Linked DNA regions of Homo sapiens: region 2 is linked to region 1. A link is an interaction called in ENCODE POLR2A ChIA-PET data of the cell type or tissue named here. Cell type or tissue: GM12878. All regions are shown on one strand. Links, peaks and the distances in the headings refer to the core of each region. The heading gives the core; the rest is flanking DNA.

Region 1 (5,377 bases), core at 147-5,146:
AATGAGAAAGGAACAAAAAAAAATACATCTAAATTGTCTAAATGTTCTCTTTCTGAATCTGATAACATAAATTCAAGGTTTTCAGTCACAATTAACATTTACCAGCTTTTCTGTTCCCATATGAGCAATGATGTATTTCTTGGCTCTTTATCCAAACACTTTCAAGAGAGTAACAAATCTGAAATCCAAGTGAAATCCCTTCCCATAACTGAAACCCAAAATAACTACATGGTATTTTAAGAATTTAATAGAATTATATAAATTCAATCCAGAAAGGATGTGTTTCTGCATCAATATATAAACAGATTAACAGTATGTTTCTTGATGGTGGCAATAATGTATAATTTTTATTTTATTATTTTCAGCAACAAATGTGTTTTTACAGTTATTTGGAAAGTTATTTTCAATAATATTCAAGGAGCTTTTCACATACTGAGCTCTAGACTTGCTTCTGAATTATGATCAATAATACACTCCTACCATAGACTATTGTCACAATTATGCAATATCAATTTCTCAGTACAACTCAATACGTATGTAGCTTGGTATGTTCCAGGCTAGTGTTTCTCAAAAGTACCTGATTACTAGGTGCCTTTAAAAAATACCCATTCCCAGGCTTTGCCATAGTGACTCAGTAGTCTGGGTAGACCCTCATTCTGGAAATTTTAAAAAAGAAATTTTAATGGCTATTCATAGCATTTAGAGAATAGTTGAGAAGACATTTTCCCCAACATTTTAAAGTCAGCTCTGTATTGCTATGTGACATATACGGCCGGTAGTCTCCAACAAAGAAATATTCCATGACGGCAAAATAATCACTCTTCCATTATATCCAGAGGTCAGCACAATTTTTCTCTAAAGGGCCATATTAGAAATATTTTACACTTGTGAGCCAGGCACGGTGGCTCACATCTGTAATTCCAGCATTTTGGGAGGCCGAGGCAGGCGGATCACCTAAGGTCAGGAATTTGAGACCAGCCTGGCCAACATGGTAAGACCCCGTCTCTACTAAAAATACAAAAATTAGCCAGGCGTGGTGGCGAGTGCCTGTAATCCCAGCTACTCAGGAGGCTGAGGCAGGAGAATCACTTGAACTCGGGAGGTGAAGGTTGCAGTGAGCCAAGACCACACCATTGTACTCCAGCCTGGGCAACAAGAGCAAAACTTCATCTCAAAAAACAAACAAACAAACAAAAAAACAGAAAGAAAGAAATATTTTACACTTATGAGCTCTTAAGGATCTCTGTCACAACTACTCATCTCTGCCTCTGTAGCATAAAGGCAGCCATAGACAACATGTATAGGAATGGATGGGCTCTGACTTTATTGACAAAAACAGGAAACAAATGCACATGGCTGTGTTCCAAAAACACTTTATTTACAAAGAGAGAGCAGCCTGGATTTGGCCTGCAGACTATAATTTGCCAGCCTCTCCAGATCGAACATCCAGTGGACGGCCTTATCCTGACTGAACATCCAGTGGACAGCCAAGGCACAGCTCCCCCCACAGTGCCGTATGGCACATGCAGAGTCCTCTGGGAGAAGTAACTCTTCTTTTGCTGCCACTTTCTTCAATTCATTCTTCCCAACTCCATCCCCATAAAAAAATTTTGTCAGATTTCTCAGTTAGTAAAGCAAAAGTCCCAAAGTTATGTATTAACCCTGCTTTTCTATGAAGCACTGATACATCTGTTTGAAGAAAACACCAGTGAATAAACACCTCTTCCAATTGGTTCATGAGACTGCATGTGCAGGCCATGGTAAGAAAGTGCCACGGGACCTGTTCCATACTGTGAGCTGGTCTTGTGCCATTGCTCTTTGGAGGAGCCTCTTCCTCCGCTCCTGACCCCAGTGAAATGTCAGGTAAGGTTTCCCAGGTTTCCCAGGAAGCCTTCTTGCAGTGCTAACTTGCAGTAATGTTGTTACTCCTTCTCAAACCTTCTCGTAGGGCAATGCAATGAAAAACCACAAAGCAAGGATCAAGGCTCAACGACAAAAACAAGACACCACCTCCCCCAGGAACTTCTTTTTATTTTAATTGACAAAGAAAAATTGTATGTTTCTAGAGTAAGGATTTCTGATCACATACTGTCACAGCCTTTGATTTTAAGGGTAACTGGGAGCCACTTTTCCTAATCAAAGTTCACTTCAGGCTTAAGATAGCAGAATGATCAACCCTATATCATTCGTGCCCCCAAAGCTCAAGAGAGGAATGACAGGGGTTAGAACCACTGAACCACTCAATGGTTTCTCTTTCACTAGCTTTGTGGTTCCCTTAATGAAGGAGACAGAGCAATGTGCAACATTTAAGTCAGGCCACCTGGGTCTCCAACCCAGCTCTGTCTCTTACTCATGTAGGACTTTGGTTAAATTACTTAATAAATTATATGCCACAAATTCCCCAAGTATAAAATGGGGGATAATCATAGTACCTGTCCTACAGGTTGTTATGACAATTAAAAGAGCAATACAAGTACGTGCAACAATGCCAGAAATAAAACAGGCACTATGTAAATAGAAATCATTTTTTCAAGGGGGCAAAAACATAGGAAAAAACCACATCCAAAGGGTACCTAGATTCAGAAGACCTGGGTTTGCATTGTGATGCTGCATTCAAAAGCTGTGGAAGTTTAGACCAGAGACTTCATACCTCCAGGACTCAGTTTTTTCATCTAGGTTGACAAACTTTTTTTGTAGAGGGCCAGGAGATAAATATTTTAGGTTTTTCAGGCCATACACTTTCTGTTACAATTACTCATCTCTGCTGTTCTAAGTTGAAAGTAGTCATAGACAATATGCAAATGGATGGATGACTCCAGTAAAACTTTATTTACAAAAACAGTAAGTAAATGTGTATAGCTGTATTCCAGTAAAAGTACAGACACTGATATTAGAATTTCATATAATTTCCAAATGTCACCAAAGATTATTCTCCTTTTGATATTTGTCAAATATTTTAAAATATTAAAACCATTCTTAGCTCCTGGGTCATACCAAAACAGGCTGTGGGACAGACTTTACCTGATCCTCAGAGTTTTTGGACCCTTGATTTGTATAGCCAACAAGCAAGCATGGACTAACTCAGGGTTTCCCCAGATGGGAATAACGTGATGTGTGTGTAGCCACTGTTTTGCCTTTTTAACTTGATTTAGCTATCTATTTATCTAAATGGATTAATCTTTTATCTAAATATTTTATTTATGAAAACTTAAATGGTTTTATACAATTTGAGTTTACCATTTAAAGTTAATTAAATGTGACACATGTGTTCTTTTTTTTTTTTTTTTTTTTTTTTGAGACGGAGTCTCACTCTGTTGCCCGGGCTAGAGCACAGTGGCGCGATATCGGCTCACCTCAACCTCCGCCTCCCAGGTTCAAACGATTCTCCTGCCTCAGCCTCCTGAGTAGCTGGGATTACAGGTGCCTGCCACCACGCCCAGCTAATTTTTGTATTTTTTAGTAGAGATGGGGTTTCACCACCTTCGCCAGGCTGGTCTTGAACTCCTGACCTCATGATCCACCAGCCTCAGCCTCCCAAAGTGCTGGGATTACAGGCATGAGCCACCACCCTTGGCCTGTGTTCCTTTTCTATAAACACCTAGACAGCAGACTCTTGGAGAAAGAATAAATTTCCTTTAATATTTTTGACTGTATGAGAAAATAATGTTTATCTTATATTTTAGTATTTATATCTTTCCCAAGAATATAACCTAGAAGGACTAACAGCACCAAATTTTAAAGCTTGTTATTATAGTATAGATAGATTTACTTTACCTTCTTAATGTTATCCTAAGGAAAACATAAATTTCTCATCATCTGTTAATATCCCAGTGTGTACCCCAAAAAGGAAGAGCACTCTCTTCATTAACAGAACCAAATAGCACCATCACACCAACAACCACCACCACAGTAATTCCCCAACATTACCCATCATCAGACAGCATTCAAACCTCCAATTTTATCACAAACATTTTCAATTGTTTTCTCCATTAATTTTTAAATTTTTAATCAAGATCCAAAGTCCGGACACATGATGGACTGCTAAGTTTTTATATTTATAAATCTACAATTACTCTTCCTCCCTCTTTTTTTGCAAATTTATTTGTTAAAGAAACTATAGAGTTCCCAAAGTTACACCTCCATAATGTTTTTTAATATGCTTCTCTGTTCTCTCTGTCCACTGTAAATTAGCCATTGGATCTAGAAACTCGGTCAGATTCAGATGTGACTTTCTTTTTTTGCAGGACTACTTCATAGACAGCGAATAACATTTATTTAAAAGATCAGCCGGGTACAGTGGCTCATGCCTGTAATCCCAGGACTTTGGGAGGCCAAGGCAGGTGGATCACCTGAGGTCAGGAATTTGAGATCAGCCTGACCAACATGGTGAAACCTCATGTCTATTAAAAATATACAAAATTAGCCAGGCCTGGTGGTGGGCACCTGTAATCCCAGCTGCTTCAGAGGCTGAGGCAGGGGAATCACTTGTACCCAGGAGGCAGAGGTTGCAGTGAGCCAAGATCACGCCATTGCACTTCAGCCTGGGCAACAAGAGCAAAACTCCATTTCAAAAAAAAAAAAAAAAAAAAAAAAGATCATTTCTTCTCCAGTATTGACTTCATTTTGAAAATAGCATTACTTAAGTATAAGCATAAAACTATATATAATCTTTTTATAAAACTCTTACAAAATCAAATGTACAAAGTTCTTATCAACCAATTTTATAATTTAAATTCAAATAAAGTAACAAATTTAAAATACAATTGATACAGACAGGAGGCAGGAAAATACTGGGTAGAAGAGGGCAGTCCCCAGTGAGGACCCCACCCTCAAACCTGGACCCATGGCCCAAAGTAAGAACATGCATTCCTCATTTCCCACCCGAATGTTGCCTTTTCCAAAATCACCCTGGCCTGCCCTGACCCCCATCCTGTACCCAGAAAAACCCCAGCCGCCACTGGCAGCAGAGCGGCAGAGAAGTAGAGAAAAGCAGCAGCAGCTAGACGTTGGTGAGAAGCAGCTTAACTTAAGAGGGACGGCTTGACGGCAGGGCCTCGAAGAAGAGTTTGGCAGTGGATGGCCAAACTCCAGGGGAAGACCACGTTCCCGCTCCATCCCCTTTCCAGCTCTCCATTCCACTAAAAGCCAGTTTCATTGGCAATAAAATCGCCCACAATTTACCATCTTCAATTCGTTCGTGCAACCTGATTCTTCCTGGACACTGAATGAGAGCTCAGGATACAGAGGGCTGTCACATTGAGCTGTTAAACACTTAAGCCATCCGTGAACAGCAAAGCTAAAAAACTGCAGTGTAATACATGCCCTCAGGGCTCCAGGGGTCACGGGTACCCCCCCAGATGCTGTCACAGGGCCGCAC
Region 2 (5,377 bases), core at 53-5,052, 110 kb before region 1:
GGCTGGGAAGAGGACAGGGAAGGGGAAGGAGTGCAGACAGCTACTGGGTACAAAAATGCAGTTATGAAACAAAAATAGCAAGTCCCAACTATACATGGCTATGTTTCTGATTCCAGGAAAGAGAAGACACTGGGAGCAGAACTGTAGCAATCAGTGCATGACCATCACTATGTAATGCAAGTGGGAAATGAAAATTTGTTGGCGTGAGCCCCTGAGATTTGGAGACTATATATTATTGCAGTGAAACTGACTAATATATATGACACCACGAAGCAGTAACACAACTGCATTGAAATAAGCATTCTTTCTCTAAGGGCATCCCAATCCATGAGAGGCTTGGCTTTTATTCTAAAAATGAGTGGAAAGAGATTAGATAGGATTGGTTCAAGCACTATGTCATCTGTAGTCAGAAGGTACCAGGGATAAAGGTACAATTTTCTATCCTAGATGAACTACGTTGCTGTAAGATAAGCCATAGTTATCCTGGAGGTCACCTGTTGCACAATTCTGGAAGTGGCCATGAAATAGATCAGCCTTGAAGGAGTGTGGCACAGCATAGGTTTATATTTGCCCCACTGCAACCATTTTTTCAAACACATAGTAAGTTCACTTGTCCTCCATCTCAGGAGTCCACACACAGTCAGGGCTATTACAGTCACTAAACAGAAAGTGCTGCTTTTGGCTTCTAGTTCTGCAACTGCTTTTACGGCTCCACCTCTTCCTTTTAATTTGCTTATTAATGGCTCTTTGACAACCCCACAGCTAAGTCAGTGGCCTTGGGGGGGTATAATTACAAATACTTTAAAACTCAAAGTTAGCATGTTTTTCCAATCAATTAAAAGTACTTAAAAATATCTAGAGCAGCCAAAAGCAACCTAGGTCCTAACCACATGCACCAGGCTACAGGAACTCAACAAGGCCTGACAAATTCAGTCTTGCCAGGACCAGCAGGGAGGGGACAAGAACTGTGAGATTCAGAAAATGAGTTGGAAGGCAGTGATGCATGGCTGAGCAAAGGGGATTTGTTCCTAGAATGCTGCTGCCTAATCCAAGAAGGACAGACAGGGCTGGGAAGCAGATCTGAAGCAGAGCTATGGAAGGAACACCGCATTCCTTGGCAAGCTTAGCTCTGATGGTGGGGCCTGGGGCTCATAAGGACAGCCAGCCACATGCTCACTGGCTCAATCAGAGATGGTTCCTCCTGCCTCTGGAGTGACTTATTCTTCAGAAGATTAGGAGCAAAGAGGATACATTCTTTGGCTAGCCCAGCTTGATTCCCTCTTTGGCTAGACTCACCCTCTGGGTCTTACGGAATCTACAAAAGGACGAAAAGGAACTCACTGGCAAGTAAAGCTTAATGGGAACAAAACAAGGATTGTCCAACAAGGATGACCTATCACAAGGATGCTAGAACTCCTGACAGGCCAGTCTTCTTCTTTTAAGGGTGGGGAAACTGGGCCCAGAGATGCAAAATGACCCACCTAAGGCCAAAGTCAATGACAGCATGGCAGAGGCAGGGCTCAGGGCCTGACCGATGAATTCCTGACTGATGCCGAGAGCTCTTCCTTAAGTCTCTACACTAGCCTATTCTGAAATAAATACAAGGACCTTGTAGGAGCCCCTAAAGTCAGAGAGAAGGTGTGACTACAACAGGAAGGGCTTATGTATCCGAAACACTGTTGTTATTGACAATTGATCCACCCAAGACATCGACTTTTCCACATAATGTTTTCACAAAGAATAGGGGTGTGAGATACTGTTGTGTGGATATTATCCACATGTGGAAGGAAAGAAAATCAATATGTGATGTACAAACCATTGAAACTTCATATTTGAGAATTCTGCAAGTCAACCATTATTGTCAATGGACAGGATCCTCCCTAATGAGAATTTCATAAAGCGTAAGTATAATACATCACACTCCATTAGGGGCTGGGGGTAGGGAACTGGAGGAGGTTGAAAAGGAGGGGCTCAGAGAGGAAGGAAGATGAGGGAAGTGATTAAGAAAAAACACTGACAAGTAGTGAAAACAAAGAACTTGCCTGGAGTGGATGCAGCTAAATGAAGTTTTCCTATGAGAAACAAGGTAAAGGACTCATTTAAAATGCCTGCAGGTAGACTGAAAGTTGTTTCCAAACACCGGATTGACAAAAAGATCTTAGAAATAGACAGAAAATGCCAATGCCTGTAGCTCTTTCTGACTCTTGCCAGTGGTCATGCTTTCATTTCCTCCCAAATCAGATCCTAAGTACCTATTCAGCAAAATAGAATACATGAGATCACAAACAGACACTTTCAACCACCAGAAACACAACTTCACTTAATTCTACAAATATTGTCAAGCTCCAGTGGGAGATGTTCTTTCCCCTGGCATTTGGTTGCGTTTGATTTTCACAAAATAGTGAACTTCTCAAGAGGAAATGCTTCTCTAGAGCTTGCTGGATTGATTTAGTCACTTCTCCCGACTGCCCCTCAGGGTCCCCATTAATTGCTACTTGGGGCAGACTATGACCAGTTTCTCTCGGCATAAACCACACAATAACCATGACAGCATAGCTTTGAGGGTTTACTAACCTGTGACACACTCAAACCATGCGAACTAAAGGGTTTCAAAAATCCTGAAGCACCTGAAATGTTTCTGAAAATGATTCTATGACCTGGCTATTAATAGGGATGAAAACAAGTTTGAAAATTAAGAGAGAATGAGAAGTTAGATGGGAAGTTGCATGCAACTTGGGTTCTTTCCCTGCAAAGTAAGGCAAAGCAGACACAAGAGAGGACTTGAGCTTACACTCATTTTGGAGGAAAATTCCTTGTGATGCTACCCTCCCCACATCCCTGGAGCCCCCACCCCACACCATAAACCTGATCCTTGAAATAATTAAAATCCACTTCTACAAAAGGGAAAATACTAAGTAGATTGATTTTAAACCTTCCACAGTAATGCAGTATGTATCAGGGCAACAGTGGTGTTGGATTGATACTAGGAGAGAAATTCAGTCTTTGCCAGAGCAGTGACTTTATAGCCAACTCCTCATCATGTCAACCTGAAATAATCTAAAGGGTCAGATTCCAATTTTAGAGAGTTTATTCAAGCAAAAAGCTGGGAATGGCCATTTCTGGATGCTCTGTCCCAGAGAAATGGGGGTAGTGCTCTGAAGTTAAAAGCTAAATTCTCTTTTATATAGGAAAAAGCAAAGAAATTTAACAAGATTACAACATTTTCAATACAGGGCCAGTTTATGAGTTACAACAAATTAATCAGTTTCTTTTCTTTTCTTTTCCATGCAGCTTGTTTTCTTTTCTTTATCGCTCCTTTTCATTTCCTTTTGATTTTAAAAGAGTGTGCTTAACATTCCATCTTGAGGCATTGAGATGGCCATAAAGTTTTTGTGTGAGAAGAAAGAGGTTAATCTATAATGAAAGTCAATAGTAAGAGGGAAGGGGTCTCCTCTGGCATCCTTCACTGATATGGACAGGAAACAGGGAAATACTGGGTAGAAGGGGGCGGTTCCCCAACAAACGGCCCACCCTCAAGCCTGAAGACCGGCAGCCCTAAAGGAGGACAGGCATTTCTGTTTTCATGGCCAAAATTTGCCTTTTGGCCTGCCATGCACCCCCCATCCTGCCCCCATACAAACCCAAGACCTTAGCGGGCACATACACAAGAAGCTGGACATCAAGACCAGCAGACCAGTGGACCAGTGAACCAGCAGACCAGTGACAGTGGAACAATGCAGCAGAGAAAGAGAGAAAAGGAAGGATGTCTGGACTCATAGGGGAGCTTGGCCAGGGGTGGCTGGAGAAGAGTTGGGCCGCTGGATGCCCGACTCCAGGGAAAGACCACCTTCCCACTCCATCCCCACTTCTGCCTCCCCATCCATCTCACTGAGAGCCACCTCCACCACTCAATGAAACCTTGCACTCATCCTTCAAGCCCATGTGTGATCTGATTCTTTCAGGACACTGGACAAGAGCTTGGGATAAAGAAAGTTGTCACGCTGGCCCCCTGCCCTCACAATAAGGCAGAGGGTCCGTTAAGCTGATTAACACACAAGCCGTCTGCAGACAACAAATCTGAAAGAGCTTTGTAATACATGCCTACATGGGCTTCGAGTGACACAGAGACCCACCCCTAGACTCTGCCGTGGGACAGGAGCCCAAAAGTGCTTGTACTGGCCTCTGCACCTGCCTGTCTGCATGCTCCTCCTTTGAGCTTTGGGGCGACCAAGCAGGTGAGCTACACCTGTCGCACGTCCTACAACCATTCACAACATTTTACAAAATAATGTAGGTAAGGGAAAAGACAATTCAGACAATCAAAAATATTACAAAAAGTTCACAGCTGCCTAGTTTACAGCTGCCTGTCTTGTGACTCAGGCCCCATAATTCACATTTCCTTATGGCTCAAAATAATTTAGAGTTCCAACAGCTTAGATTTTGAATCACTTATTTTCACAATCACAAAGCATAGTAGGAGTCCCAGAGAGAGAGCATAGCTCACACATAATCCAAAAGTCTTTTGTAGCCCATAGTTTCAAAATCACTCTCCCCAAGAAAGGTGAGGAAAGCTGGTATCATAGAAACCAAATGGGCCCGTCTGAGTTTCATTTCCCTCCCGCTGAGAGGTAATGATGAAACACCATACAAGTACTGCTTTGAAAAGCACCTGGATTCCCCAGGTTCTTTTAGATTACCTCATGGGAAATAAAATAGAAACAAATTTAAAACTATAACTAGGTTGGTTTTTTGTTTGTTTGTTTACCAGTTAAGACCTTAGGTAGGTACATGCTATGGGCTGAATTGTCTTCCTGCAACCTCCGCCAAATGTATATGTTGAACTCCAAACCTCTAGTACCTCAGAATGTTCCTGTTTTGGGACATGATAAAAGAAAAACTTCAGTCGGTTTAAATTTAAAGGAGTTTAATTGAGCAATGAACGTTTCACAAATCAGACAGCCCCCAGAATCACAGCAGATTCACAAAGACTCCAGCGCAGCCATGTGGTGGAAGATTTATAGACCAAAAAAAAAAAGAGAAATGACGTTCAGAAATTGGAAGTGAGGTACAGAACGGCTGGATTGGTTAGAGGTTGGCGTTTGCCTTATTTGAACACAGTTTGAGCACTAAGCAGTGTATGAATGGTTGAAATATGGCTGCTGGGATTGGCTAGGATTTAGCTATTGTTACAGGTGCATACTACTAAGTTAGGTTTTCAATTTTATCTGCCTATTAAGTTAGGTTACGGTTCATCCGCAAGGACTCAAATATAGAAGTAGGGAGTCCTTCTCAGGCTATAGTTTGCTTTAACAGACATAAAGGCTTTAAAGAGGTAATTAAGGTAAAATGAGGTTATTGGCATGGGTCCTAATGTAAT

Evidence for each region. Peaks named below come from ENCODE experiments on the same cell type or tissue, not always from the same donor. Only the 100,000 strongest peaks of a DNase experiment are listed, where the experiment ranks them.
Region 2: POLR2A ChIA-PET joins it to region 1 with 5 read pairs; 1 of 35 experiments calls an interaction of 5 or more read pairs at or near these places.

What each region holds. Positions count from the first base shown.
Region 1 is chr21:29,122,272-29,127,648 of GRCh38, reverse strand. It overlaps a transcript of MAP3K7CL not described here. Among named protein-coding and RNA genes, the nearest start is that of MAP3K7CL, 5.7 kb to the left of the region's middle. RefSeq lists a silencer at 2,218-2,267 and an enhancer at 4,955-5,024. In GM12878, for the core only: a CTCF peak has its summit at 2,179; a DNase peak (open chromatin) is centred at 2,258; H3K4me3 peaks cover 1,269 bases; H3K27ac peaks cover 2,668 bases.
Region 2 is chr21:29,232,988-29,238,364 of GRCh38, reverse strand. All of the region lies in intron 1 of LINC00189 (long intergenic non-protein coding RNA 189), which reads right to left. Among named protein-coding and RNA genes, the nearest start is that of LINC00189, 42 kb to the right of the region's middle. RefSeq lists enhancers at 1,037-1,136, 2,374-2,453, 4,129-4,228, 4,659-4,838. In GM12878, for the core only: a CTCF peak has its summit at 4,974; DNase peaks (open chromatin) are centred at 2,464, 4,584 and 5,011; H3K4me3 peaks cover 1,044 bases; H3K27ac peaks cover 4,502 bases.